Linked DNA regions of Mus musculus: region 2 is linked to region 1. The links are chromatin loops, found by intact Hi-C in ENCODE. Cell type or tissue: left cerebral cortex. All regions are shown on one strand. Each heading gives the region's core, and the rest is flanking DNA. Links, peaks and the distances in the headings are about the cores only.

Region 1 (14,989 bases), core at 3,540-11,539:
AGACAGTCAGAGAGCCTCGGGGTTCCACTGGTGATGTTCCAGGCTCCCGTTCTTGGCCCACCACCCCAACCCCTGCCTCTTCCTGACCACAGGCTTTGTGCTCCCAGCCTTTGAAGAAAACCCCAACCCTCGGTATTTATTCTAGGCTAGTCTTCCTGTGAATGAATTGTAAATTCTAGCTAGCCCTTAGAAAAGACACACAATCCAGGTGTTTTCTTTACAAGCTGTCCGCCTAGATTGGGCAGGTTTTGGAGCTATTCTAACTCACATCCCAGACACATGTCCCTTGTTGCTTGCTGTTTCTCCTGGCCACGTGCTCATGGTCCATCTTCTCTCGTGGCGGCTTCTTCTTCTGTCCTTTCTTCTGTTCCTCCCATCTCTACCTGAGACCCCCCAGAGAAGTAACTGAAATCCAGACATACCTCTATCTACTACCCAGTAACAGGCTTTAGCCTTTTATCATAATGGGTTGGCCTGATGGTGCTTGTATTCTAATGCTTATTTGGGACCCCAAAACCAGTTGCCCCAAAGAGGAGAGAGTAACTTTTGCCTCCAGTTAATTGTGATTGGTAAATAAAGTTGCCATCAGCCAGTTGCTGGGCAGAAGAGACATAGGTGGTGTATTGACTAGTTTTGTGTCAACTTGACACAGCTGGAGTTATCACAGAAAAAGGAGCTTCAGTTGAGGAAATGCCTCCATGAGATCCAACTGTAAGGCATTTTCTCAATTAGTGATCAAGGGGGAAAGGCCCCTTGTGGGTGGGACCATCCCTGGGCTGGTAGTCTTGGGTTCTATAAGAGAGCAGGCTGAGCAAGCCAGGGGAAGCAAGCCAGTAAGTAACATCCCTCCATGGCCTCTGCATCAGCTTCTGCTTCCTGACCTGCTTGAGTTCCAGTCCTGACTTCCTTTGGTGATGAACAGCAATGTGGAAGAGTAAGCTGAATAAACCCTTTCCTCCCCAACTGCTTCGTGGTCATGATGTTTGTGCAGGAATAGAAACCCTGACTAAGACAGGTGGGGTTTAGGTTTCTGGCTTGGGATTGGAGAAGAGGAAAAAGAAGAACAAGCTGGAAGAGAGGAAGGAGAAGGAGAGAAGCCGCTATGGTTTAAAACGTGGCCTTGTGGGCTGCCCCATTAGAGTTAAGGGCAGCCAAGATGGAATATAATAAATAGTAAGTAATAACTTAGAGTTATCAAGAGGAAAGTAGGTGAGCTGGAGAGATGGCTCAGTGGTTAAGAGCCATCTCTCTGACTGCTCTTCTGGAGGTCCTGAGTTCAAATCCCAGCAACCACATGGTGGCTCACAACCATCTATCTGTAATGAGATCGGATGCCCTCTTCTGGTGTGTCTGAAGACAGCTACAGCATGCTTACGCATAATAAATCAATCAATCTTTGGGCCAGAGTGAGTGGGGCCGGAGTGAGCAGGGGCTGGAGGGAGAGCTGGAGTGACCGCTCAGCGGTTAAGAGCACTGACTGCTCTTCATGAGTTCAAATCCCAGCAGTCACATGGTGGCTCACAACCATCTGTAATGGGATCTGACGCCCTTTTCGGGTATGTCTGAAGGCAGCTACAGTGAACTTACATTTAATAATACTTTTTTAATAAAAAAAAAAAAAAGGAAAGTAGGTTCTAACTGCACAGATGGTAGGCAGCTGCCCAGCTATCGTGTGATTAAGGCTGATTGTGAATGTAAAGGTATTTTGTCTTTCATCCGGGACTCAATAACCAAAGGCAGGATAGAAGCCTCAGCCTGGGATTTTACATATTTAGTGCTACATTTTATTGACCAATTAGCTTGGGGAGCAAGGCTTATATAGCATCATGAGGATAGTACATGAGGATCCCCTAGTGGGGACAACCAGGTCTCAAGGGCCAGTTTTTAACATCTGAATACCTAGCAGCACCAGACCAAGCTCAACAGCTGCTTCTTCAGCTAGCAGGTCCAGTGGCTGCTCTTCAGCTAGCAGGTCCAGTGGCTGCTCTTCAGCTAGCAGGTCCAGTGGCTGCTCTTCAGCTAGCAGGTCCAGTGGCTGCTCTTCAGCTAGCAGGTCCAGTGGCTGCTCTTCAGCTAGCAGGTCCAGTGGCTGCTCTTCAGCTAGCAGGTCCAGTGGCTGCTCTTCAGCTAGCAGGTCCAGTGGCTGCTCTTCAGCTAGCAGGTCCAGTGGCTGCTCTTCAGCTAGCAGGTCCAGTGGCTGCTCTTCAGCTAGCAGGTCCAGTGGCTGCTCTTCAGCTAGCAGGTCCAGTGGCTGCTCTTCAGCTAGCAGGTCCAGTGGCTGCTCTTCAGCTAGCAGGTCCAGTGGCTGCTCTTCAGCTAGCAGGTCCAGTGGCTGCTCTTCAGCTAGTAGGTCCAGTGGCTGCTCTTCAGCTAGCAGGTCCAGTGGCTGCTTCTTCAGCTAGCAGGTCCAGTGGCTGCTCTTCAGCTAGCAGGTCCAGTGGCTGCTCTTCAGCTAGCAGGTCCAGTGGCTGCTTCTTCAGCTAGCAGGTCCAGTGGCTGCTTCTTCAGCTAGCAGGTCCAGTGGCTGCTCTTCAGCTAGCAGGTCCAGTGGCTGCTTCTTCAGCTAGCAGGTCCAGTGGCTGCTGTCCGTTTCTCTGTCTCCCGACTCCCACCATACCACTCATCCACGTCAGGTTTATTTGCATGGTAGCACCCCCGGGATGACCAGTAAAGGCTGCAACATGCAGTGACACCATTGTGAGGGTGGACTTTTGAGAGACCACACTTGATCCCTTGGCAGAGAGCAAGGCCATTCTATAGGTGAGTTACTTGCCAGGAGCATCTTCATGCAGGAAAGCCTAGGCAGGGCGGGGCTCTGACAGGTCTCTGTCCCCTCTCTTAAAGGGCCATTGTCCTAAGAGCTGAAGCTGCCAGAGCATACACGGCCTATACCTTGGGGTTAAGGCAGTATGTACAAATTGAAACCAAGTCTTTCACTGGACATGGTTGCATGCCTTTAATCCCAGCATTTGGAAGGCAGAGGCCAGCCTGGTCTACAGAGTGAGTTCCAGGGCTATATACACAGAGAGACCATGACTGATAAAAACCAAACGGGACGTGAACTCCGCAGCCAATCCCACAACACCCAGAGGAAGCTCCACTCCCAGGCACTCTAACGCCCCCAGGATCTCAGGATCCCAGGATCACAGAGACAGCTGAACTCTGAGGAGTTCTGACACAACCAGAATCACAAGGAGAGCAGGCTCCAGTCAGATATAGCGAGGGCAGGTAGCACTAGAGATAACCAGATGGCGGGAGGCAAGCGTAAGAACATAAGCAACAGAAACCAAGTTACTTGGCATCGTTAGATCCCAATTCTCCCACCATAGCAAGTCCTGGATACACCGTCACACCAGAAAAAACAAAATTCAGATCTAAAATCATTTCTCATGATGGTGATAGAGGACTTTAAGGACATAAATAATTCCCTTAAAGAAATACAAGAGAACACAGGTAAACAGCTAGAAGCCCTTAAAGACAAAACACAAAAATACCTTAAAGAATTACAAGAAAACAGTCAAACTGGCAAAGGAAATGAACAAAACCATCCAAGATCTAAAAATGGAAATAGAAACAATAAATAAATCACAAAGGGAGACAATCCTGGAGTTAGAAAACCTAGGAAAGATATCAGGAGTCATAGATGCAAGCATCATCAACAGAATACAAGAGATAGAAGAAAGAATCTCAGGTGCAGAAGATACCATAGAAAACATTGACACAACAGTCAAAGAAAATGCAAAAAGCAAAAAGCTCCTAACCCAAAACATCCAGGAAATCCAGGACACAATGAGAAGACCAAACCTAAGGATAATAGGTATAGAAGAGAGCTAAGATTCCCAACTTAAAGGGCTAGTAAATATCTTCAAAAAGATTATAGAAGAAAACTTCCCTAACCTAAAGAAAGAGATGCCCATGAACATACAAGAAGCCTAGAGAACTCCAAATAGACTGAACCAGAAAAGAAATTTCTCCCATCACATAATAATCAAAACACCAAATGCACTAAACAAAGAAAGAATATTAAAAGCAATAAGGGAAAAAGGTCAAGTAACATATAAAGGCAGGCCTATCAGAATTTCACCAGACTTCTCACCAGAGACTATGAAAGCTAGAAGATCCTGAGCAGATGTCATACAGACCCTAAGAGAACACAAATGCCAGCCCAGGCTACTATACCCAGCAAAACTCTCAATTACCATAGATGGAAATACCAAGATATTCCATAACAAAACCAAATTTACACAATATCTTTCCATAAATCCAGCCTTACAAAGGATAATAGATGGAAAACACCAACACAAGGGGGAAAACTACACCCTAGAAAAAGCAAGAAAGTAATCTTTCAACAAACCCCAAAGAAGATAGCCACACAAACATAATCCCACTTCTAACAACAAAAATAATGGGAAGTAACAATCACTCTTCCTTAATATCTCTTAACATCAATGGACTCAATTCCCCAAAAAAGACATAGACTAACAAACTGAATACATAAATAGGACACAGCATTTTGCTGCATACAGGAAACGCACTTCAGTGACAAAGGCAGACACTACCTCAGAGTAAAAGGTTGGAAAACAATTTTCCGAGCAAATGGTCCCAAGAAACAAGCCGGAGTAGCCATTCTAATATCGAATAAAATCAACTTTCAACCAAAAGTCATCAAAAAAGATAAGAAAGAACACTTCATACTGGTCAAAGGAAAAAAAATCTACCAAGAGGAACTCTCAACTCTGAACATCTATGCTCCAAATGAAAGAGCACCCACATTCATAAAAGAAACTTTACTATAAAGCTCAAAGCACATCGCACCCCAGACAATAATAGTGGGAAACCTCAACACCCCACTCTCAGCAATGGACAGATCATGGAAACAGAAACTAAACAGAGACACGGTGAAGCTAACAGAAGTTATGAACCAAATGGATCTAACAGGCATTTATAGAACATTTCATCCTAAAGCAAAAAGAATATACCTTCTTCTCAGCACCTCACGGTACCTTCACCAAAAGTGTCCATATAATTAGCCACAGAACAGGCCTTGACAGATACAAGAAGACTAAAATAATCCCATGTACCCTATAATATCACCATGGACTAAGGCTCTCTTAGATGCCAACAAAAACAACAGAAAGCACACACACACACACATGGAAGCCGAACAATGTTCTACTCAACGATAACTTGTTCAAGGAAGAAATAAAGAAAGAAATTAAAGGCTTTTTAGAATTTAATGAAAATGAAGACACATCATACCAAAACTTATGTAACACTTATGTAAACTTATGTAAAGAAAGCAGTGGTAAGAGGAAAATTCATAGTTCTAAGTGCCTCTAAAAGAAAACTGGAGAGAGCTTACACTAGCAGCTTGGCAGCACACCTGAAAGCTCTAGAACAAAAACAAGCAAATTCACCCAAAAGGAGTAGACGGCAGGAAATAATCAAACTCAGGACTGAAATCAAACAAATAGAAACAAAAAGAACCATACAAAGAATCAACAAAACCATCAGCTGGTTCTTTAAGAAAATCAAAAAGATACGTAAACCCTTCCTTAACCAGACTAACCAGAGGGCAAAGAGAAAGTATCCAAATTAATAAAATCAGAAATGAAAAGGGAGACATAACAAAGTATATCTTAAAATAATTACAGTTTGTTGAATATTAACAGTTGAAAATAGTAAAATCATGTTCTACAAACATCATGGAAATATTATTGATAATTTTTCTCTCTATGCTAGAACTTAGCATTTTCTTAATGTTTCACTTCAAAAAGTTTTTGCTATTTTGAAATTTTTAAAATATACTTACTGATAAAGTAATTTCTCTCTTAGAAACACTGATAATCTTTTTAAAGTAAACTGATTGTTAGACAATGTTCACAGATATATAATGCATTTTAAATACTCTCTCACTATGTCAGGTGCTATCATATAAGGGCTTTTGAATATATTCCTTAATGATTCATTTTTAATATTTTATGCTCTTTTACTATGCTTAATTACAATAGAATATTTTGTATGTTTTGAAACAATTTAGTATTCAATGTTAGATATAGGATCCTCAGTTATGGATAGTATTAAATATTCATTAATGATATTTTTAGGATATGAATATAAAAGTTGAACAAAATTTTATGTATTATTTGATTCTCAAAATACTCCATAATATTAATATGTTTGATGTATAAAGTGCATTTAAATAATACAAAAAATTATGAAAAAAACAAATAAACAAAAAACAACCAAATCAAACCATCCAAACAAAAACTCCAAAACCAAGACCAACTAACAGACCAAGCTTTCCTCTTTATTTGCGCTGTGTCTATATTTATTAGGATTGTGTCCCACTGTGAGAACATGAAATCTAGGAAGATCAGAATTCTATCAGGGACCTGATTTCTTTTATCCTTCTGTCCAGAGTTCCTCATGGCCTCTTGGTCACAACACAGCTACTTTAATCTCTAATACCAAGCTCACAGTCCAGACAGGAAGAGTGAGAGGATCAGCTGAGTCTCTATCTACTTTAAGGAGACACAGAATTTTTACTAGAAAAAAATCTACAACCTTCCCCCAAACTGGGCAGAACAGTATCACCAGAGTTCATTAACTGCAACCAAACAATATGTTTTTAGCTTAGCCTTTATTTCTCCCAATATCATCAGATTTATTTAAGTAAGAGACATAGAAGTAGGGCTGGAGGGATGGCTCAGCTGTTAAGATCATTAACTGCTCTTCCAGAGGTCCTCAGTTCAATTCCAAGCAACCACATGGCGGCTCACAACCGTCTGTAATGAGATCTGATGCCCTCTTCTGGAGTGTCTGAAGACGGCTACAGGGTCGTCATTTAAATAAAATAAATCTTCTCTTGCTGTTCTTAAAACAGGGTCTCACTTTGCTGGCTGGCCTCAAACTCACGTTCTAGGCTAATTTGAATTTGTGGCGATCCTGCTGTCTCTCAGATGCTGGAAGCCCCGTGCACCATCACACAGGGCTCTTTAGCCCTCTTCGCCAGTTTCATTTCGCTTCTGTGGCACTTTAGCTTTCGGAGGAGCTCTCAAACCCTTTATGCCCATCCCACGTTTTTTGTGGATAGTGGTCCTGAAATAGGATCACCTTGCAAAACTTAGCTTTGGGTTTCATTCTTTTGACTAGCCAGCAGGACTCCGATGGAAGTTGCCTCCAATCAGGCCCCTTGTCACAGTGGTTCTCCATAAGCTCTTTAGGCATTCAGATCCTCTGCCGGGACCTAGTACAGGTTCTGGGTTTTGGGTTTCTTTATGCCCCGTGTCCCTGTGCGGAGAGAATGGCTTTGGCCGTCCTCCTCTCACACAGAAGCGCTCTGATCCGGAAGCTCAGATCTGGGGGTATAGAGGAGCGACGTTCTGTCTCCGAGCACCTCCGCGGTTCTCTGTCGCCCCCTACCGGTGGGTAGGTGCGCTGCCGCTGCGCGGCAGGAGGGACGCGCTGGAGCTCAGGGCGCAGGCGCAGGCGCTCGCGCTCGCCCGGGTCCTCGGGCGGGCTTGCGGTTCTGCGCGTGCGCACGGGCGGAGGCGCGCCGAGGACTCGCTGGAGCGGGCAGGTGGAGGGAGGAGTGGTCCCGGGAGTAACTGCCAGCAGTTGGTGCGCCACAGGTCCGGGGGCGCCCGCGTTCCCGAGCCTCGGAGGCCTGAACGCGTTCGGAACGTGGCTTTTTTTGTGCGGGGGCGTGACCTGAGCCCGCCTCCTCGGCTGGGAGTGGAGGAGAATGGGGATCGCTGAGGCCTTTAATTAATCTGGTGCCTGTTGTTTGTGTGCCCGAGGTGCAGCCTGTTTGCCTTTTGAGTTTGCAAACAGAGGGGAGGAAGCGGCGGGGTGGGGTGGGGGAGCAGGAGGGGAGATGGGGTCTTCCGGGCAGAGAGCCTAATCCAGCGAGGGCCGTCCTATTCCAGGGGGAGGGGAGGCCAGACACGACACGGGACACTGCTGCAAAAGGAAGGCCGCAGTAGGAACTGCCAGTGTTGCGCACACAGGCACACACTTAGAACAACAGCCTCTTGCTCAGTATTTTGCACTTTATGCAGAAGTGATTTTTTTTTACCTCTAGAGCGGCCCCACATGGACACTAACACGCGCTCACCACCCCCCTCCCCATATAGGAGATGACACATGGGGTCTCAGCACTCCTCTGCCCTCACATTTTGTCAGCGAAAGAAGGATGACAACCCGGAGGACTTGCTGGCTGATAGAGATCAGGAGGAAGCCATCGCTCAGTTCCCCTATGTGGAGTTCACTGGGAGAAATAGCATCACCTGTCACACCTGCCAAGGAGCAGGCTACATCCCAGCAGGTGAGACCATCGGCCATCACACGGAAAGCACTCTGGCATCTGCTCCAGCCAGCCCTCCATAGTCATAGCCCGCCCTGAATTGTAGCCAGCTCCGCTGCCCTGATAAATGGACAGACTCCAGGTTTTTTGTTTTTTGTTTTTTTTAAATCTTACACTCGGAACCCTTTCTCTTCTTCATTTCTACTCCTTTATTAATGCCTTAGTTTCTTTTCTGGTTGCTCTGATAAAATACTCTGACAATGGCAATTTAGGGGATGAAGGTTTATTCTGATTCACAGCTCCAGGTCACAGCTCCATCACTGAGGACAAGTTATACAACAGCAGCAATTTGAAATCGCTTATGTCACCTTATAGTCACAGCAAACAGCGAGCGAGGAGTGCTCGTACCTGGTTTCCCCTTCCCTATTCATTCAGAGATACAGCCTATGAAATGGGTGCCACCCACATTTAGGGAGGGTCTTCACATTTCAGTAAACCCAGTTAAGAAAATCACTCACAGACACGCCCCGTGGGCCGACCTAATCCCGTCTGTATCCACTGAGACATCTTCCTAGGCCACTCCGGGTTCCCAGCCCCTCTCTGGTTTGGAATGTTTATTTCTCTGCTGTGGGATCTGTTGACAAGGATGTTTCTCTATCGTTCTTGCTCATAAGGATGGCCACAGCATTGTGAAGGAGATATTCTAGCAGATCCTTTACAAACAAAGGCACCATGAGCAGTAGCCAGGGGTCAGCAGAATACCAGGGGGTGGGGAGTGACAGTCGGCTCAGGAGTGGGGCCTGGATTATCTGTAGCAACAGCTGCCACTAAGTTGACCCTAGGTGTTGGGGGAGTCACAGAGATTAGAGCTTTTAAGAACCTTACAAACCACACAAAGCTCCAAGTGAAAAGTGACAATGGCTTTGAGATGTTCCGAGACTTCGTCAAAGACAGCGAAGGCAAGAGCCCCCCAGCCTCAGTGCCGCAGCCCTACGGTGCTGGTAGAAGTTTTACAGTTTGTGGCGTTCTCCTTAGGCTAATCTGTTTCTTCCCCTCCAGCTTTTCTTATCCTGTCTCTACATTTACCCGTTCCTTCATCCAACCAAAAGTGTACGTTTTAGTGTCTAAGCCCAGCTGAATCTCAGCTGTGCCAGTTGACGGCGAAATGTGACAAGAAGAGGAAGGGCCACTCATACCTGGGGTTTACAGAATGAGTCTGTGTTTGCTGCTTTTCTAGAGCAAGTCAATGAGTTGGTGGCTTTGATCCCCCACAGTGACCAGAGGCTGCGTCCTCAGAGAACGTGAGTTGGCTGGCTCTCATCTGCCAATACCTTCTTCTGTTCCCAACTCCTCTCTATGAAAGAACACCAAGTAATCTTTGAGAAAGATGTCTGTTCTTATATCTGCCCTGTTTCCTTATTTTCTTTATCCACTAATTTATGATTATTACCTCATTATTTATTTATTTATTTATTTATTTATTTATTTATTGTGATACTAAGGCTTGAACCCAGGCCCTCTCACTTACTAGACAAGCACTCTTCCACTGAACGATAGCCTAGTCCTCCCCATTTCCCCTAGAACTTTTGCTTAAGTGAAATGTCTCTGTCTCGTGTTACAGTCTGGGCAAAGAAATGTGAAGCTAGAAACATCTTAAGGGTCAACTGAAAGGAAGGGGTTGGGGAAAGAGGCCGTCCTGGGAGATGAGCGGTGTTTAGGAGATAAAAGCACCGGTTTCTCTTTGGAGGGCGAATGGTGCTCAGAAGGGCTGAAGGGCCTTTTCTTGCCCCATTGCTCTGTGCCCAGTCTGTGCTTCCTGATTCTGTTCGCTTCCTTTCACTGCATCAGTATTGTGTCAATCAGGACCATTTAGGCTCCCGTATCTGGTATCTGACCGACCACGGTGACCCTGTGCTGTCGTTTGCAGAAAACAGTATGTCCTCCTGTCGGTCCTGCTGTGTCTCCTGGCATCTGGCCTGGTGTTCTTCTTTCTGTTTCCACACTCGGTCCTCGTGGACGATAACGGCATCAAAGTGACAAAAGTCACGTTTAATGAACAGGACTCCCTTGTGGTCCTTGATGTCACGGTAAGATGAACGGCCTCGCTTCCTGGCCTGCGCACTTGCCAGCCTTAGACCGGGACACTTACCTGGCGCTTCCTCCCTTGCCCTTCCTAGGCCACCCTGAAGATCAGGAACTCCAACTTCTATCCTGTGGCGGTCACCAACCTGTTCAGCCAGGTCCAGTACATGAAGGCTGTGGTCGGCTCGTACACAACCACGAATGTCTCACTCATTGCCCCTAGGAGTGAGCACCTGGTATGTCGTTGTTGATGGGCCTCTGCCCACGGGCTAAGGAAGAGAGCAGGTGCTGTGAGGATGCTGTGAGGATGCTGTGGGGATGCTGTGGGGATGCTGTGGGGATGCTGTGAGGATGCTGTGAGGATGCTGTGAGGATGCTGTGAGGATGCTGTGAGGATGCTGTGAGGATGCTGTGGGGATGCTGTGGGGATGCTGTGGGGATGCTGTGGGGATGCTGTGGGGATGCTGTGAGGATGCTGTGGGGATGCTGTGAGGATGCTGTGAGGATGCTGTGAGGATGCTGTGAGGATGCTGTGGGGATGCTGTGGGGATGCTGTGGGGATGCTGTGGGGATGCTGTGAGGATGCTGTGGGGATGCTGTGAGGATGCTGTGGGGATGCTGTGGGGATGCTGTGGGGATGCTGTGGGGATGCTGTGGGGATGGATGCTGAGGTTCCATCCCATTCCTCTCTTCTGCCCACCGAAGACCTGTAATGATGGACAGTTGGGAAGGGACAGAATTGGCTAACATACTTGGACAGTGAAAGAATTGATGAGAGAAAGAGAGTCACCAAATCAAGAGGAGGTGGGACTATAGCCTAAAGCCTGAGGCCCCTAGGGGAAGGGCCCCAAGGTTTTCATTTCAAGCTCCGAGGATGCTTTGTATGTGATGGAAGAGTGGCCCAGCACCTGTGGGTTGATCCCATTAATGCTGTTGTGAGAAGCTTGCCTGTCATAGGCTGACGCGGGTCTTGTTTTATTTTCAGGTGAATTTTACCGTGAAGGCTGAGGTGGGAGGACCGTCTTCCTATGTGTAGTAAGGACAGAGTTCTCTCTAGTACACTATCTGCCTGGAGAGAGTCAGAGTCCTCCTTGATTGACTGTGTCCCTGGCTCTGCCGTGAGCCCCAGATTTGGCCTGTGGACTCCCTAGCTTTATCTTCCTGTGGGGGTTTTGAGAGGAGATGTCATTGTCACATGACTAAAGTTCTGAGCTTTCTAAAGAGTATTAACCACTAGAAACAGCCTCAAACCCCAGCATGTAAACAGACAACGGCTTTGAAAAGCAGGGGCGTGGTGTGGAGGGCTGCAGATGACACCTTGTAGGGCTCTGAACCAGTGGTCCTTGGCAGCATTTTGGTTTGAAGGGCAGGCATGGGAAAGAGAAGGTGCCCCACATAGTTTGACAGTGTAACTCCACACTGCCCTCTAAGTCTCCTGGGAGATGGCACCTTTCTTGTGCTGCTGCTCCGTTGTCAATCAGGTGACCGTGTCCCGTGTCTGTGTTTGCAACCCACAGCTTCTACTGCACACTCCCTGCCATCCGGGTACACAACATTGTGATCTTCATGAGGTAGGTCCTCTGCCCTCCCTCCTGCTGGCCTTTCTCTTTGAGCCTGGGCCGCCCGTGAGCTTTCCACACTTGCTGGAGCCACCTGGCTGACAGGAGACCCTTGGTATTCTCTCGGGGTGGAGTCCAGAACCCCTGCACAGGCTGCCGGATTCCCACTGGAGACTTAAACATACTGTTTGGAGAGATGGTTAAGAGCGCTGGTTGCTTTTCTAGAGGACCCCAGCTTGATTCCTAGCATTCACGTGTCAGCTCACAGTTGTCTGTAACTCCAGTTTCAGGGGATCAATGTGTTCTTCTAGCCTCTGTGGGTACCACACATACACATGGTGTACAGACCCACATGCAGGGAGAAACACCTAAACACATGAAATAGCTATTTTCTAAAAAGTTAAAAGAGCTACTCTGTATGAAATGGGTTCTAGTTTCACTAAACGAGTGATCCTGAGTAAGGACCAGCCTAGCTTTCTCACGGTGTAAGTACTAAGCATTTACCCTCAGGGGTCAGCCATTAGTGTTGCGACTGAGGCTGTTCACAGTAGAGAAATCTGGGATTTGAGTGAGGATTCTCAGCTTTGTCGCCTGTGAGTTCTCTGTCGTCAGTGACTGTGGATGCTTCAGAGTGGCTCCCCTCATCTCTGCTTGCTGCTGGGAGCTCTCGCCTCAGTTCCACTCTGTTGTGATGACCCAAAGGTGCCCAGATGGTGCCAGAAGCCCCTCTGTGGGCTTCTGTGTCGTATCATCCCTGTTTAAGAAACAGTCCAGAAGGTCACTTCATGACAAGGTTTTTGGAATAACCAGAAAGGTCCTCTGGCCTCCAGGTTACATAACCACAAAGATAGGAGCCTGGAACCCTCAACTTGTAAGACATTTTCTGGGTACTATTTCCTGTTTTTTAAGTCTCTTCATTGTTTTGTTTTTTGCTAGGACTTCTGTGAAGATTTCATACATTGGCCACATATCCCAGAGCACCTTGGAGACACAGCACTATGTGGATTGTGGGGTGAATTCCACAGCTGCTCAGAGCCTGTTCTTGGTTCCTCGGGGGCCACACCTGTAGAAGGAAGCCTAACATCTGTCCCTATGGCTGGCCCATTTACCACATGGTATAAGTAGAGGAGGAAGAAGAAACCCGCAGAAAGCATCCTCCCACACTTAGGGGAAAGCCGCCCCTTCCAACGAAACCACTGTCCAGTGCCTAGTCTGTGCCTAGCAAATAGTTAGCACTCAACTACAGGTTGAAGAATTGGATTCAGATATTCTGGCTGCTCTTGAGTCATTATAAGTTGAGATGAACCAGGGTTCCAGGTTTTCAGACCAGAGTAACATGAAGGTAGGTTGCTAGTGCAGCTGCAGACGTATGGGTGTGGTGTCCAGGACACCCACCCGTGAGGAGCCCTCAGCGGCTGCCTCTGCATCTGTTCCCTAATACCTCCCCCTCCCGCCTCACCCCACCCCCGCTTTTTGGAAAGTTTTTGGCGTTTCTTTTCCTTCCCCATACAAAGTGATTACAGTTTCCCCCGCAAGGGTCTATCGAAGGGCTTGACGGACCTTTGATCCACTGGCTGGATATAGATTGGGAATTTGATAGAAAAATAAACCCTGCTTTTGATTGATCTGCACTGTCTCTGACTGCCTGTATGCTTTTGTAGGCACCTGTGAGAGAAACTTAGAAGAGCTGCTTCCTAAGGGGGGATACCTCAGGGGGTGTTGAGGGAAGAACAGGGAGGGCACCCCAGCTGTGTCTTCTTTGCCCCCAAGGAGCACCTTCTGAGCAGCCTCAGCAGCCTCACCAACCTGTGTGCCAGGCAGCAGGTCTCAGTTCCAAAGCAGAGCGCACAGTGCCCTCTGGAGGCTGGAAAGGACAGGCAAAAATGCCGGAGGAAGGAAACTGCTTCGGAGGTGGGGGGTGGGGGCAACAACCTCTACCAGCCTCCTCTGCACTCTAACCTGGCCAGAAGTGGTCAGGTCCAGTGCTCAGCTGAGGTGGGCTTCAGCCTCCCACTGCACGCCAGCAAAGCAGCAGGTGACGATGACGAAGCTTAATCCTAGGTCTTGCCCCCATTTGCTTGGCTTCATTTCCAGTATTTGTCTAATGACTTCACCCTATGAGTCTTCAAGCTAAGAGGTCATAACTAGTCCACTGATAGCCGTGATCTAGTTACCAAAAGCAGGGCTTAGCACTATAACTGTGCTAATTGGGTTGCTGGCGTGTCCACATACCGACGACAGTGACAGTGACCGATCGAGCACATACTAAAAAATGACATTCTTAACAAAACCCAGCATACAAGAAAATGCTAGCACTGAATTCTCCAGTTTACCCATTTCCCTTTCTAGATTATGTCTCTGTCTGTCTGTCTGTCTGTCTGTCTGTCTGTCTGTGTGTCTGTACATGCGCAGAGAGGCCATGGGATGGGGATGATGGGTGTCTTCCTCAGTTGCTTGCCACCTTATTTTCTAAGACAGGGTTTCTCACTGACCCTGGAAGTCACCAGTTGTCTAGCGCCTGGCCAGAAAGCTCCAGGGCCCACCTGTCTCCACCTCCCAGTGCTGGGTTATAGATGGACACCACTGTGCCCAGTCTTCACACAGTGACGGGGACCTGAACTCATGTTCTCATGCTTCTGTGACAAGCTCTTTGTCAACTGAGCATCTACCCAGGTTTTTCTCACTTATAAAAAAAAGTAGCCTCTGAAACATTTTCTCCACAGTTTTGCGAAGGCTGCTCACTTTTGTTACTTAGGATTGGATCTGTTTTTTCCGACCTGTGCCTCAGTATCATGTGCTGCTTGATATTACTGTAAAACCCAGTTAATACCAAATAAGAGCAGTTGAAGCTTTTAAATACACCATTAGCATTCTGATCTCATGCTGTGAATTCTCAGATCTACATTCTTAGCATCTGTACTGGCTGGTTTTGTGTCAACTTGACAGGGGCTGGAGTCATCACAGAGAAAGGAGCTTCAGTTGGGGAAATGCCTCCATGGGATCCAGCTGTGGGGCATTTTCTCAATTAGTGATCAAGGGG
Region 2 (14,989 bases), core at 2,341-10,340, 210 kb after region 1:
CAGAAAATTCTTCCTCCTCAATGATACTAATTTTTTATTAACCATAGTCGAGTCTTCAGCCCCAGCCAACCAGCAAGGATTATCCTAGTAAAGCAAAGGTTTCACTTGCACACATCAGTAACCCCAAACATCGCACAAGCATCCAGGTCAGTCTCTGCTTCCCCCCTGGAACTTCTTCACAGGCCATGCCTCTGCCAACTGCAGTCTCTCAGCAGCATCTTCCAATTTCCCACAGAACAGCTCACCAAACTTTAAGTACTCAATAACTTTGCAGCCCAAAGTTTCAAATGCTTCTACCATCCTCTCCAAAAAGCTTGGTCAGGACCATCACAGTGTTCCCTTGGTCGCAGGGCTCACTTGTCCCACAGTACCCCACACCTGGTAATGATTTCTCTCCTAGTTGCTTTCTTTATTGCTGTGGTAAAATATTGACCAAAGCCAACCTGGGGCGGAGTCGGGGTGGGGTCATTTGGCTTATAGGTTACACTCCATCATTGCAGGGAGCTCCAGACAGGGACTTGGGGACTGAAGTGGGGCTGTGAAGGAGTGCTACTTGCTGGCTGGCTTCCATGTTCGGATTCAGCTCCCTTCCCTTTTTTTTTTTTGTTTTTTTTTTTTTTGTTTTTTGTTTTTCGAGACAGGGTTTCTCTGTGTAGCCCTGGCTGTCCTGGAACCCACTCTGTAGACCAGGTTGCCCTCGAACTCAGAAATGCTCCTGCCTCTGCCTCCCGAGTGCTGGGATTGAAGGCATGCGCCACCATGCCCGGTTTAGCTCCCTTTCTTTTACAACCCAGAATCACCTGCCAAGAGTAACACCACCCACCGTCGGTGTGATGGTTTGTATGTGCTTGGCCCAGGGAGCAGCACTATTAGGAGGTATGGCCTTGTTGGAGCAGGTGTGTCACTGTGCGTGTGGGCTTAAGACCCCCACCCTAGCTGCCTGGAAGTCAGTATTCTGCAAGCAGTCTTCAGATGAAGATGTAGAACTCTCAACTCCTTCTGATTCATGCCTGCCTGGATGTTGCCATGCTCCTGCCTTGATAATGGACTGAACCTCTGAACCTGTAAGCCAACCCCAATTAAATGTTGTCCTGTTGCCTTGGTCATGGTGTCTATTCACAGCAGTAAAACCCTAACTATGACAACGGGCTAGGCATCAATTAGCAACCAAGAAAATGTCTCAGAGACATGTCCATAGGCCAGTCTGGGGGCAACCGTACCTTAACTGAGGTTCTGTCTTTCCAGGTGTCCTTAATTTGTGTCAAGCTGACAAAAAGACCAATGGGTACAGTCTTATACTGAGAAAGGAACACAGCTTCGTAAGTTATATTTGGGAATGACTGTTTGGGGATTTTAGACTAACACGTAGCAGCTAGACTTTCAGTTGATTTAGTGTATTCTTCTACACCCGAGCCTGGAAGCATCTTTATCAGATTTATTGTACCAGCCGTATAAGACAGAGACAGATAATGAAGACCAGGAAAACAGCAAGGTCTACTCAGAATCGCAGTTTTCATAAGAATGTGATACTTAGGACTGGGCACACATCATGGAGGCTACCTTTACAGTGTGAGGTCTCTTCTCCCTACAAGCTAATCAGAGTGAGATAAAAGGACATCACAGCTACAGTGACACCCAGAAACTAAAGCCACACTATGACAAGTTCTTCTGAATAGTTTAGTAGTGTGGCTGGGGTACTCATCCACAGAGTCTGGCATCCCATTGACCCAAGCTTATAACCCAACCAGCTAATGAAGGCTTCCTTCCCTGTATACACCACCCTTAAAATACAAAGACTATGTATTCCTCCATCTCTGATTTTCATGCAGAATTTATGAAATCTGTTTTTCTTAATCAAACATAACCAATGTTTCCTCCCTATATTTTCAAGCCCCACCCCCAAGTTCCCACCCCACTCCCCAAGTTCCCACCTACCCTCTCAAATGTCTGACCTGGAATTGGACTGGATCAGCCACGCTCCTGGGCCTCTGCACCTGCTTCCCATGATCTTCAGTGCTTCTCCAGGAAATTCCCCTCCCTCTTGGCCCAGACCCCTTGTGCTCTCTGGGTGCTGCATGGTCAGAGCCTCTGAGCGACATGATATTCTGATGCTGAAAGCCCTGACACACAGTACCTGCAACAATAGTGGCCAAGGGCCTTGTGTGATGGCATAACCCAGCTCCTACTGAGCAGGGCTAGGTCTGACGTAAGCCTATCTTGGCAGCAAACGTGGGAAGCATTTCACTGAGAACAGGATCGGTCTTCAAGGGTAGAAGGCAGGGAGCACTCTGGAAGAGAACCATCAAGATAGAATTCTTCATGCGAGGTGCCACAGAAGAGATGGGGAGGAATGGCCCATGGCAGAAAGACTGCAGAACATGCCAGTCTTTTCTTACTATAGTAAGGTTCCCATGGGAGGGACGACAGCAGGACTGGTCCTGCAAAGCTCTGAGAACCTTTGCTACATCGTGATTAGATGTCATACTGGGTAAGCTCAGCTGCATCTTGCCTCTGTTTCTAGTTCTCCTGTAGTTTGAAAACAAAACAAACAGCAGACATTTGCACACGAGTGCATGTGTGTTATGGTGAGCCTGTGAGAGTCAAAGTATAACTCTCTGTGCCGAGGGATACCAAGAAAAAGTGTTCTGCTCTTTCATGAGCCAGCTTAGGGATCATCTAAAGTTTATTGACCATGTATGGCAAGAATGGCAGAGGCAAGAGCAACAACAAATTTGTTGAAGGAGCAAGGAAACAAGATTAATCATTAGTTTTTAGAAAGCAATACTGCATGGTGTGTGTGTGTGTTCATCTTTGTTTTGGGGAAATCAAATTTCTCACATCTGTCCAATATATGTCTTAAGTTATTTATGTAAACATTCCGACCCTGGGCACTTTAAGATAGTTTAATTTGCTTTTATTTTAACAGTAGCAGTAAGACAGGCATAGATGAATCTGTTCTTTGGTGCCTCAAAAACCTGGCTGGACACTCTTCATCGCCAAGACATACAACCAGGGAAATTAAAAAACACACTTGCAGTTACTGAACTACAGGTGACCAATGACACTCACCCACACTTAATTTTTTATACAGTTAGACAGCACTGTTCATTTACTTCTCCTTCCCAGAGTCTTGTAAACTCAGGGTTTTGACCACTTGGCTTCCTTTTATCAAAGCGATGTCAGCGTGTTATAGCCTACAAGATGACTACCTTCCCAGCCTATGTCGTCTCTAAATATATTATAACCAAATTTTCTTCCTCCTCCTCTTCTCCTGCTCTACCCTCTAAGTAGGGGAAGGAGTTTTCACAAAGGACAGGGGTGGTTAGTGGGCATCTAAAGATGGGAACTAGGGGCGCTGGCCCTAATAATTCACTCAATTGCACTTCGGTCCAGTGTTAACTCAGATTTAGAAACACTATTATTCGGTCCGTCAAGAAAACGATGTCAGCTGAGGTCTCTCAGTCATTAAGGGCTGAAAGGAAATTGTATTCAGGTCTTCTGAAGTCCACTATGTGTGGGCTGGAGAATCCTGGGGAGGAGAATGGTACTTGGTGGCTCTTATTTAAGTAGCTATTCCACAAATACATCATCTGCTCTCTGCGTCTCGGACGCTATTTAAAGCGCTGGGGATTCCGTGATGGAGGGTGCAGGGGAGGGGAATCTGTTGTTATGGAGTTTTCATTCTCGGAATTTAAGTACTTAGCTTCATAATTTTCATACCCCCCCAACCTGGGTAGAAACAGCTGGGTCCCATAAGAGACTGTATCTCACCCTGAGCTTTCTGGAGGGAGGGAAAATTGTTTTTTGTTTTTTTTTTTTTTTTTTTTTTTTTTTTTTTTTTTTTTTTGCTGCAGAAGGGAGAAGCAGATCGGTCGCGCCTCCCTCCGCCTTCCTCTGCACCTCCAAGCCTGGTGCTGCCAGCTCGCCTGGGATTATTAACAATCGCTACCCAGTCCTGTGGGCCGCTGGAGGATGGACCTGGCTCTCCCATGGTCCTCCAAGGAAGGAATGCGGAGAGCGGGTGAAAAGCCCCCCCCCCCCCCCCAGGCAGACGGTCTCTCTCCGGCTTGGGGGTGGGGGTCGTGCAGCAAACTGCTTTCTCATGCTGTCCTATTAAACATTGCAGCCACATGCTCTTTGCAGCTTCTCTGAGGCTACTGCAGCATCCCTGCCCCGCCCGTCAGCCCATACAACAGAGCTTCACTGCAGCTTCGGAACCCTGTTCTCTTTCTTCCTCACTTCCTCGTTGCCATGGAGACACACGTCATTTACGTGCCGTGCGTCGCCTTGGAAACGGGGGAGCATCCGCGGCGCCGCCGGGAGACCCGCCCCTGCCTCTCCAGCCGCACTCGCGGGCACTGCTGGTGGATGGCTGGGGGGAGTCCCGAGACTGACGCGCTGCGGGTCCCCGTCTCGACCCCGAGCCCTCTGCGAGCGCCTCTGTGACCTGTGAGCACTCTTTGTCGGTGATTGCCGGGAGGGCGGCGGGGACATAGGTACCACACTGGAGGCGAGCGGGCAAGCCACTTTTGCCCCCTGGGTAAGCCCGAAGATCCTGGTCCCGGGACCCTAGACAGGTCTTCGATCCATAGACTCTTCTCAGCCCTCCTTGATCCCGCCCGTGTCCTCTGCCTGGGGCCGCTCTCTTCACGTAGGCTCCCCGCCCCTCTAGGGAGCCTAGGTGTCCCTGGGCTCCACCCCGTCCCTCCCGGGACCTCTCCCCCTCCACACCCTTCCCCCACCCTGGAGGCCCGCTGGACACGACCCAGAGCTGCCACCGCCCGCTTCTGCCACTCAATGGAGGACAGTCTGCTGGAGATCATGACCAAGGACGGCGGCGACATGCCAGCGCCTCTGGAGGTGTCCACGGTGCCCGCCGTGGGGGACGTGATCTCTGGGGAGTATAACGGCGGTATGAAGGAACTGATGGAGCACCTGAAGGCCCAGCTGCAGGCCCTGTTTGAGGACGTGAGGGCCATGCGAGGGGCACTGGACGAGCAGGCCTCGCACATCCAGGTTCTGTCGGACGACGTGTGCGCCAACCAGCGGGCTATAGTCTCCATGTGCCAGATTATGACCACTGCGCCCCGCCAGGGAGGCTTGGGCGTGGCCGGCGGCAAGGGGAGCTTCCCAAGTGTTCCCCATGAACCAGAGACACCTTCGCCTGGGATCGAGGACAGCGGCTTGCTGGGTCGTGATCCTGATGAAGACGAGGACGAAGAGGAGAAAGAGACACCTAACCCCGCCACACCCACCAGTCACTGCGAGCTCTCTGAGAGCCCCGGTCTCCTTGGGGAGGATGGGCCACTTGTGGAGCCCCCCGACCTTCCTGACATTACCCTGCTGCAGCTGGAGGGCGAGGCCTCTCTGTGAGGGAGACCCCACCAGGGAACCAACTACCCGCGCTGGCTTTGGGTTTCCAAGTGCTTAACCCGAGGGGACTGAACAGTGCGGTGCAGTGTTCTTCACTTCAAACGTGGTCCTTATAGGTCAGGGAGAGAGACTCCCTCACAGAAGGATTTGTAGAGTCAAGGACTTTGGAAGCATCGCGAATTCCACCCAAGCAGGCATCATAGCAAACTGCAGAAAGGTGAGGTTCCCAGAAAGGACGTGCCCATCTCTGGACTCTCATCTATCCCTTTACCTTGCCCCCTTCCCCTCTTCCTAGGAAACAGGAGGACCATTGAATTATGTAAATAAAATTCTGCTTTTTCTATTCTGAAAAAGGAGTCATCTAGGACTTTGGCAAATAATCTCTATTTACCTAGAAATTAAGGAGTTGGGGTATTCTGTTCTGGCAACAGGAAATTTACCCTTTTCCCCAAACCCAAGATATTCAGTGCTCTGCGGAAACCTCTCCCCCTTACAGATCGCTCTGCAACTGCTGATGGGTAAAGGAAGCTTGAGGAGGGAACTGCGGCCCTAGGAGTCAGGGTACTCGGGTTCCCAGGGCCCCTAGGCTGGGAGGAGCTGGCTCTGATGTGCATGAAGACACAAGAGCTCAAGCTCTGGCACTGAGCATGCAGAGCCGAGCCTGCCCCGTCGCTGACTTCACCTGGGATTGCTTGGCCACTCACCTGGGCCTAGAGAACAAAGTGCTCAGGTCGCAGGCAGAGACTTAGGACTGCTCAGCAACTGTCCAGATTTAAGGGGACATCTGAGGAACTCTTGGGGGAGGGGGCGCTGCAGCCCCAAGCTGTCTTTTCTGGCTATACCTGCTTAACTTCAGTTCCTTTTATTATTTTTTTTTTCCTGTCAATATGTCGGTACCCTCTGCTTTCTGGTGTTGCCTCCATAATGTCTTGTGTTATGTGTGTCCACTTGTGTAGTAGTGTGTGAGCCCTCAGGGGCAGGGCTTGTGGCTCTAGTATTAGGTTCAGGGGGCTTCAGACCCGTCTGCAAGCCCCAGGCTATCATGGCGCTTTCTGCTCTTTTCCCTTTTATGCCCCACTCCTCAACCCAGGGCACGGAGCATGTGGCTGTCCTGAGTGTCCTTAACTGATGTGCTCCTACCTTCCGAAGTGGTGACTGTGTGTGCCCCTTCCCTCCTCTGTGTATCCTTTCTTAGTGCTTTGCTTGATGTCAACCTTAATAAAAAGGCACCATCTCCCCTCTTGCTGACTGGTACTAAGTGGGTTTAAGGCTGGGGCTTCTGGGTCTGCTGTGTGGATCAGGGCTTAGGAGAAAATGTAGGGGACCAATGCCTTCCCTCCTCTCTTCTTGCCTCCAGTCCCAAAGAGTTAACTGACTTTGTCCTGGTTGGGACAAGCTTGCCAGCTCTGTCTGCTTTCCCTTCTGCCCTGGACCTTGATCCAATGTGGACCTGGAAAATGCAGAGATCTGCCTGGAAATACCCGGCCCGGCTAACAAGGGTTTTGGTAGCCAGCACTCCACACCTGCAAGAGATTTCAGTGAAGCAAGCCATGGGGGTGACTTCTGAGTGAGAGCCCTGGTACAGCAGGCATGCCACCTGTTCTAGGGATGGAGTGGGAGTCACTGTTCTGGAGGGGTTGCCCGGGGTTTCTGGAGTGGAGTGACACATCACTAAGGAAACCACAGGCACTGCCTCAGGCCTCTAGTGGAAGATGTGGGCAAGGTACTCCCCGGGGAGTCAACACTGACATCATCTCGAGGCTGCTCCCTCGGGAGATGGAGATTTCCTGAGGCTGCCCCAGAACAAAGGTTGAGAGCCGACTATGATGTGTGTGTGTGTGTGTGTGTGTGTGTGTGTGTGTGTGTGTGTGTGTGTGAGTGAGAGAGAGAGATGTAAATTACTTCTGTTACAGAGAAGGCTAAAGGACACTGAAGGGTTTGATGCAGGTTTGAGTTTTTAATTCCAACACTGAGTTGACTGCCTAAGACTTGCTCTTCACAATGCATATGCTAGGAATAAAACTATGACTCCTAGGACATCTTGTGCAAATGTTAGCTTCTCGGTGGTTCTCCTGGCCAGGTAGAGTGGGGATGACTCCTCCAGCGAAGCAGAACCCAGGGAAGGTCTAGAGACAACTCCCCACCCCGGGTTTTAAATGCTTATTACTGATGTACCTGTGCATTTGTGCCTCTGTGTACGCACGTGCACAAACGGTGCCCACAGAAAAGCCAGGAGAGAACTGTTTGGGACGACACCAGAGGAAGCCTTGAGGTATACAGTCCTTGGGTGACAAACTGGGATTCAGGCAGGTGGGAGCTGATGGACATGGTGTTGAGGACACTCAAGTCCCCCGGGAGAGTGGCACATGTTTATAATCAAGACGTTTCTCCAGCTTTTATTTTGCAGGTCAACTTTGTGCCATCCCTCCTTTTTCCCTCTTGTTCTTCTTTAGACGGGGTCTCACCACATAGTCTGGATAGCCTGGAGCTTACTATGTAGAACAGACTGGCCTCTGACACACAGAGATCCATCTGCTTTTGCCTCTTGAGTAAACTCCTTTAATGTAATCTTTTCCTACATAAAGAACCCTTACCCTTGAGGACAGAATTAAGGAAAAGGGCATGGTTAGCGTCTTAAGATAGCATGGACCTTTTCATTTTAAGAAGTAGAGACAAGCCATAAAGGCTGTGGACTAACCCTGTATTCATACATAATATGCCTGAGAAAGCTGTGAGGTGTGCAGTCCTTGGGTAATGAATGCTGGGCCCCCAGGGGAGCAGCTAGAGCATCCAGCTGAGGATGGGGACTTAGGCTTCTGCTACAGTTTCAACGTTCAGCATCCATTACCAAGGCGGTGATCAGTTACTGAGCTCCACCGCTTTTATCTCCCAGCAGTTTTATGAGGTAGAGAGCGCGTTGTTACTTTTTACATAACAGCTCAGAAACAGATTTAAGGCTTCAAGGTCACAGACTGGAATGTGGCAAAGCCAGGACCTAACGCTGAGACGGTTTGATTTAAAGAAGCCTTGGATAGAAACCATCTCTATTTTTTTTTTTTTTTTTAATTTGGCTCCTCAAAGAGCCTGAGAGTATCCTGAAAAAGAAATCAACCACATTTGGGCAGTGAAAAAGATTACAGTTCAGGCTTTGGTTCTAGACCTTTCTCAGCACTGGGTGCATGGAGCAGATGGCTGTTTGGATCTGCTATTGGAGAGGAAGTTTCCAGTGCTTGTTGGCATCCCCGTCAGTTTCTTCCATAGGTGAGCTCTCTTTTTTGTTCCCTATCGGTCAGATTCTCTGTCATTTGAGGCAACGCCCATTTAGACTCCATAGAAAGTTCTGGTTGAGGCCTTTAGCCATGGATTCCAGGTCTATCGCTCTGCACACTGTCTTCCAGGGGTTCTCAGCCCTTAAGTTACTCCCTGCAACCTGGCAAGTCCAGAGAGCAGCCTTCCCACAGAGAGCAATTGTTCTGCCCATCCCCTTCTTATCTGCACCCGGAACAGATTTTTGCACAGGTTACTCCTTCACCCCTGTTTCTTCCTTCTCTGCCCCTGGCTTCTGAGGTCTCTTCTCCAGCCTGCTGGTAAGGGAGTTTCAGCTGGAGTTCCTCACCCAGGGTTCATGGCAGGGCTCACTGCTGAATATTTCAGGAAGCAACACACATTGGAAATTACAAAAGCCTGCAAATATATATTCTCTCTAGAGATAAAGGGCCATTGTTTTTGCTTAGTCTTTAAGAGTAAGGATCAGGCTTTTGTAAAATGGGACTAGTCATTGAGTAAAGTGTAACGAGATGTTTCAACTCAAAAAGCACCAATGAAGAAAAGACCAATTGAGCCTGGCTCTTGCAGCATCCGTGCCTCCTGGAGCCTCCTGAGTATTTCCTGGCTGGAATTGGAACGGCCATCTCGATGGAATTATTCACCACTTCCTTGATGAATTTTAATTACATTAGCATCTATCAGGTGCTACAGCCCTTCTCCCCATTGCTTCCAAGTCTTTAACAGTAGAGGGTTGACAAAGATGCCCGAGAGTCTAAGTAAGCAATGTCTTAGTTCACCGGGGAATGCACAAGCATGTCGCTGTTCACCCCAGATAGGACACCAAAGGCAAACCGAGGAACCATCTCACCCAAGTCTAGGACGAAGAACTAGTGAGTTTATAGGTTTGCTTAATAGGGGGATTGGGATTGAAGGGAGTATTAGAGAAGCATGAGTAACTCCAAGGCATCACAAACAGCCCACCCCAGCATGGGTGGCTGCTCCCAAGAGCAGCATCGGTGGGACTCCCCGCCCACTGGCAGGCAGCTCTCTCTCATACACCTGTAAGGTAAGTGCTACTGTTTACCTCACCTTTCAGGGGTGGGTCTTGTGAAGTGGGTAACTTTGAGATCCTCCCTCCCTCCTTTCTGGAAGGCACATTTTAATGGAGAGAAAATAACTTAATATCAAACTCCATGGCTTCAAGTTAAACTTTTCAGTTTGGGGCCAACCCAACCACAACTGTTTCTGGAACCGCCGTCTCTAACCCACCTAACGTGCCTCTCTTAGAGATCTGCTCCCAGACTCAAAGACAAAGCACAGACAGTTTCATAGCAATAAGCTACAGCTTTAACCTGGTACAGCTAAACTCTGCTCTTGGAGAACGACCCCCTTCCCTGTGACATAAACTGGCCCTTCCACACAGCACGCAGATTTATGGACTCACAATGGCGTTGCAGATTATGCTTTCTGCTTGACGTCTATGAGTGGAAGCCTTCCTAGAACTAAGCTACGCCACTCCTCAAATATATGTCTATATATCTCGCAAGACGTAAAATGTCTTGCTTCGAGAGGCAGCTTTTCATAAACTTCTCCCCTTATTAAAATGCTTAATATAGAACTGTATTCAGGGCGCCTACTGTGGTCGGAATACTGAGACATAAAAGGGCTGTCCATCAATCTTTCATACTAGCTATCATCACCCCCTCCCCGCCTCTACATTGTCCTCAGAAGGTGAGTTCCCCCTGAAAAACAGCTTTTCTGCTTGGAAGCAATGTGTTTAGAGAAAGAATCCGGCTCTGTAAATAGTGCTGTAAGAGCGCCACCTTTTGAGGAATAGAGACATTACAAGAGGAACCTCAAAGTGAATTTATGTCTTTTTTTCTCTTCAGGACTGGCAAATGCCTACTAAAGGCTTGGCTTCCTGCCATGTGGTGGGTGGCGAGCTGAATAAGTAGAATGGATCTGAAGAATATATTTTAAAAAGGCAACTGCCATAAACTAACTTCGCTCCTCCCGCGGTTACCTACTCCGAAAATTAATCTTCCTAAACCAGAGTTCTGAATAGTTACTCTCCTTAATGATCTGCAACATCTTCCCATTGCTCCCTATATTAAATATAAAATATGGCGTGTGTGTGTGTGTGTGTGTGTGTGTGTGTGTGTGTGTGTGTGTGTGTGTAGGAGTCAAGCTCCCTGCCAAGAGCCGGGCATACCCTCCCCCACCCCCACCCCCTATATTTCTTTTCCTAGCTACTCTTTAAGGACCGTCTTACCTCATCAGAAGCTCAGATCATTCCAATCAATGCTGGAGAGGGTTCCCAAGTGAATTCTGCTCCTTCAGTCCTGGATGAGCCTCCATTCCTTTCCAGAAAAGTCAGGTACAAACCTCATCTCCAGAAGTGAGCCTTCTGTCCTAGTTACTGGCATTACCCGTCTCCCCTGGTCGTTTGCCCCTCATGCTGCCCGAAAGTGAAAAAAATCCCCAGAGATACTAGACAATTCTTTTTTTATTATTATTATGAATGTGTGCTTTTATTTCTAAGAGCAAGGTTCACCGTTTTCATCAAAATTTTTAATGGGTAAAGTCGAAAGGAGTAGTGAAGCGGGCAGTGGTGGTGCATGCCTGGTACTCGGGAGGCAGAGGCAGGCAGATTTATGAGTTTGAGCCCAGCCTGGTCTACAGAGTGAGTTCTAGGACAGCCAGGGCTACACAGAGAAATCCTGTCTCGAAAAACAACAACAACAAAACAAAAACAAAAAAAACCCAACAACAACAACAAAAAGGAATAGTGAACTCTGTGGCCAAAGTGTCCTGCTCTTCATTCCCCGGAGATGCCTCCGCTACCCGCTACTCTGTAAAGCTCCTGACTTTAGTATTCCACTTTAGACATGAAGAAATGTGACCTCATCCTTCCTCTAAGTGTCTACGGCGGCAACGGGGTGGGTGGTGGGTGGTGGTGGGGTATGACAATAACCTTTAGATTTATTTGTTTTATGTATGTGAGCACACTGTTGCTGTCTTCAGAAACACCAGAAGAGGACATCAGATCTCATTACAGATGCTTGTGAGCCACCATGTGGTTGCTGGGAATTGAACTCAGGACCTCTGGAAGTGCAGTCAGTGTTCTTAACCACTGAGCCATCTCTCCAGCACCCTCCCAGCCCCCCTTATTGCCTTTTTCTCCTCCTTGCCTGCGTGTGTTCAATCCTGAGCACACTGTCCATCTGTTTCCAGGCTTATGGGTACCTTGAGAGCTGCGACTGTGTATTCGTGCTATAGGGTCTGAGGTGTCTACGGGGACTTTATGGTACTGTAGGGTGAGTGGCACCTCATTTTAGGATCCCCAAGGAAAGGAAAGAATACTGCCACGAATGATCATTGGGTTCTTATCACTTGGGTCTTAAAGGTTCGTTCTTATTTAAATATCATTTATTTCTAAATTTCAAAAGGGACTTTAAACTATCACTACCACGTACACAACTATAACTAAAAGTCACTCCAGAATTACAATTACTTAGCCTTGAGCCTGGCACTTCTGAATCACTTTTGTCCCTGTCTGTATTTTTTCTATGCATTTCTATTAGATGCCATACTGAGTTTTAGCAAAGCAGTTTCTTAGGAAAGAAAATGTTGCCTGCGGGAGTTCCCTCCACGGCCCAACTCCTAATCTCTGATGCTGTACTTCCTTTGATCTTGCCAGAGACAGTTTAAGGTAGGTGTTTGAACAGCACTAGTATTTCTCCAAGGGTTGATGAACTGAGGGCTTCCAGTCATATCAGTCACTTTGAATGATAGCTAAGGTCAAGCTCGAGGAGTGTCCTTGTGTCCTGACTTCTGGGAGCTGGCAGGAATTATAAACTACCATTGGTTATATAGGACATTCTATTTGAAAGATGTTTAGATGTGTGAGAGAAAACAGTTTCCTGTATCAATGGAATTTACATTATTATCATCGTTTTTCTGAGGAAAGATCTCACTCCGTAGAGCAGTCTGACCTCGAACTCACAGCGATCCACCTGTCTTTGCCTCCAGAGTGCTGGGATTAAGTATGTGCCCATCACACCAAGCAAAATTTACTTTATTATAAAGGCATCTTGATAATAGCCCCAAAAAAGTGTTCAGCTGAATAATAAAAGGAAAAGGAGCAATTGAGAAGCAGAGGTGAGGGCTGGAGAGATGGCTCAGTGGTTAAGAGCACCGACTGCTCTTCCAGAGGTCCTGAGTTCAATTCCCAGCAACCACATGGTGGCTTATAACCATCTGTAACAGGGTCTGACGCCCTCTTTTGGTGTGTCTGAAACCGCAGTGGTGAATACATTAAATATATAAATAAATCTTGAAAAAGAATTTAAGAGAAACAGAGGTGAGGATGGAACTGAAACATTGTCACCTCTAAGAGTCTTTAGTTTTTTTTCTGAAAGAAACTTTGTTGATGTTTGTGCAGCTATTTATATGTAAGTTAGATGTCCAATGGGTCTTACCAGTTACAATTTGACTTTGAGTCATTTCTTTTTGCTGCTCCCAGACACCCCTTCTCCAGGTTGGTCCTTGGCATATGGGGAAAGTTGCTGTGCATGCAGGCAGGAGAAGGTACAATAGAAATGAAGTACTGTAAAGACTCAGAGTAGGGAGAACATTGGAAGAAAAGCAGCAGCTGGCATAGCATCCCACTCTGGGAAAAGGAAGTAGAGTGCTCTTGGCCAAAGCACCAGCAAACCTTCCCTAAATGAGCTACATAGGTGTCTGCACAGATGTACAAAGTATGTTGTGCAAAACAATACAATTCTTGCATTTTACACATAGAGACAAAGTATCACAAGCAAACGAGAAACAAACAGCCGACCTGACCTCCTGCCTGAAACATGGCAGTCAAAAGGGGCCAGCAGTCCCTTGTTCCAAAGAAACAGAGCTAAGTTCTGGCAGGGGAGAAGGGCTCGCCCACTCCAGGACACAGACTGTATTCTCTTGTTCTCTTGGAACAGAAGCAGCTCACTGTAATCTACAGAACTTTAGCCTCGAGTTTGGCAACTTTGAGAAGAAGAGGGTCCTGGAGAGGATGACAAAACCAGGCAGTGAGGGTCATAAAACAATACCCAAAGAAAAGGGAGAAAGAAAGAAAAGCAAAGTGGCACTTAACATTACGAAGGCAAAGCAGCATTCTGTCCCAGAGAGCCTGACTCAAAAAGGAGTCACTTCGGTAAATAAAAGGAGAGGGAAGAGGTACCTTTGTAAAAATGTGCCAGAGGCTAAGAAAACAGGCAAATAGGCAGCATTACAGATCTCAAGAACAAACATGGGCATGAAGCCAAGTTCTAACAGGAAGGGGAAAGGTAATTTAATGGAAATGGTAGCCCTTAGCACAGTGGTTCTCAACCTGTGGGTCGGGACCCCCTTTCATAGTCCATCAGATACCCTGCACGCCAGATATTTCCATTATGATTTATAACAGAAAAATTACAGTAATGAAGTAGCAATGAAATAGCTCTACAGCTGGAGGTCACCACAACTTGAGGGACCAGTGTTAACCTTGCATTAGCAAGTCTGAGGACTGCTGTTGTAGAAGGGGGAGGGGGCAGCAGAAGTTGCTGCTCTGGGTCTGCTTGTTCCTCAGAGGAGAGTCTTTAAGGTAACCATGTGGATGAGTCCCTGTTAGCCCAGGAGATCAGGCGAAACAAACAAACAAATCCAATGACAATACTCAGATGATAGAATCTTTGTAGTTGGAAAGTCTATGAGATTAAAGGTTCAAAGATGACACTTAGTCAATAGACTTTCCTTGGAGGAGTATATGCCGTGGCTGGTGGGAGCCCACCTAAAGAACTCAGATATAGAGATGTGCAGAAAATCAACTTAACGGAGTGGTACCCATACACCAGTGCTTTCAAAAGTACCACGAGGACTCTGCTTTTACAATTTTTCAACTTTTCTGAGCTTAATAATAAAAAGTTAACTGTGGCTAGAGAAACAGCTTAGCAGTTAATAGCTCTTCCTGCTCTTCCAGAGCTGCTGAGCTCAGTTCCCAGAACCCACTTTGGTTGGCCCATAACCTCTTGTGACTCAGCTTCTGGTATCTGCCACCCTCTTCTGGTCTCAGGGGACACTGTACTCTTGTTCCTCAGAGGAATACACACACACACACACACACACACACACACACATACACACACACACACACACACCTTTTAAGAGTTATTGAGTCAGGTATGATGGCTCATGCTTTTAATCCCTGCACTTGGAAGGCAGAGGCAGGAGGATCTCTGAATTCTAGGCTAACTTGGTCTAGTTAACCTTTTAATATGCTAATGTTATATAGATTAAAAATGCTACAAATTCAAACTCAAATATTTTT

What was found. Hi-C counts contacts between places; a loop is a spot of excess contacts. Peaks named below come from ENCODE experiments on the same cell type or tissue, not always from the same donor. Only the 100,000 strongest peaks of a DNase experiment are listed, where the experiment ranks them.
Region 2: a loop joins it to region 1, with 2.5 times the contacts of the local background. A loop is called at or near these places in 17 of 42 quality-filtered maps.

The regions. Positions count from the first base shown.
Region 1 is chr15:97,956,702-97,971,690 of GRCm38, forward strand. Tmem106c (transmembrane protein 106C) reads left to right here and starts at 7,528. Exons shown (of 8, transcript NM_001252153.1): 1 at 7,528-7,634; 2 at 8,139-8,329; 3 at 9,546-9,609; 4 at 10,236-10,395; 5 at 10,486-10,626; 6 at 11,376-11,425; 7 at 11,908-11,961; 8 at 12,886-13,585. The coding sequence starts at 8,149. The coding sequence ends at 13,018. In left cerebral cortex, for the core only: CTCF peaks have their summits at 6,780 (motif pointing left) and 7,420 (motif pointing left); DNase peaks (open chromatin) are centred at 7,467 and 7,999; H3K4me3 peaks cover 1,895 bases; H3K27ac peaks cover 1,442 bases.
Region 2 is chr15:98,163,519-98,178,507 of GRCm38, forward strand. It overlaps Ccdc184 (coiled-coil domain containing 184), which reads left to right and starts at 4,288. Exons shown (of 1, transcript NM_177716.3): 1 at 4,288-6,616. The coding sequence starts at 4,798. The coding sequence ends at 5,373. It also overlaps a transcript of Asb8 not described here. In left cerebral cortex, for the core only: a CTCF peak has its summit at 7,069; DNase peaks (open chromatin) are centred at 3,599, 4,257, 4,893, 5,033 and 5 more places; H3K4me3 peaks cover 4,152 bases; H3K27ac peaks cover 3,916 bases.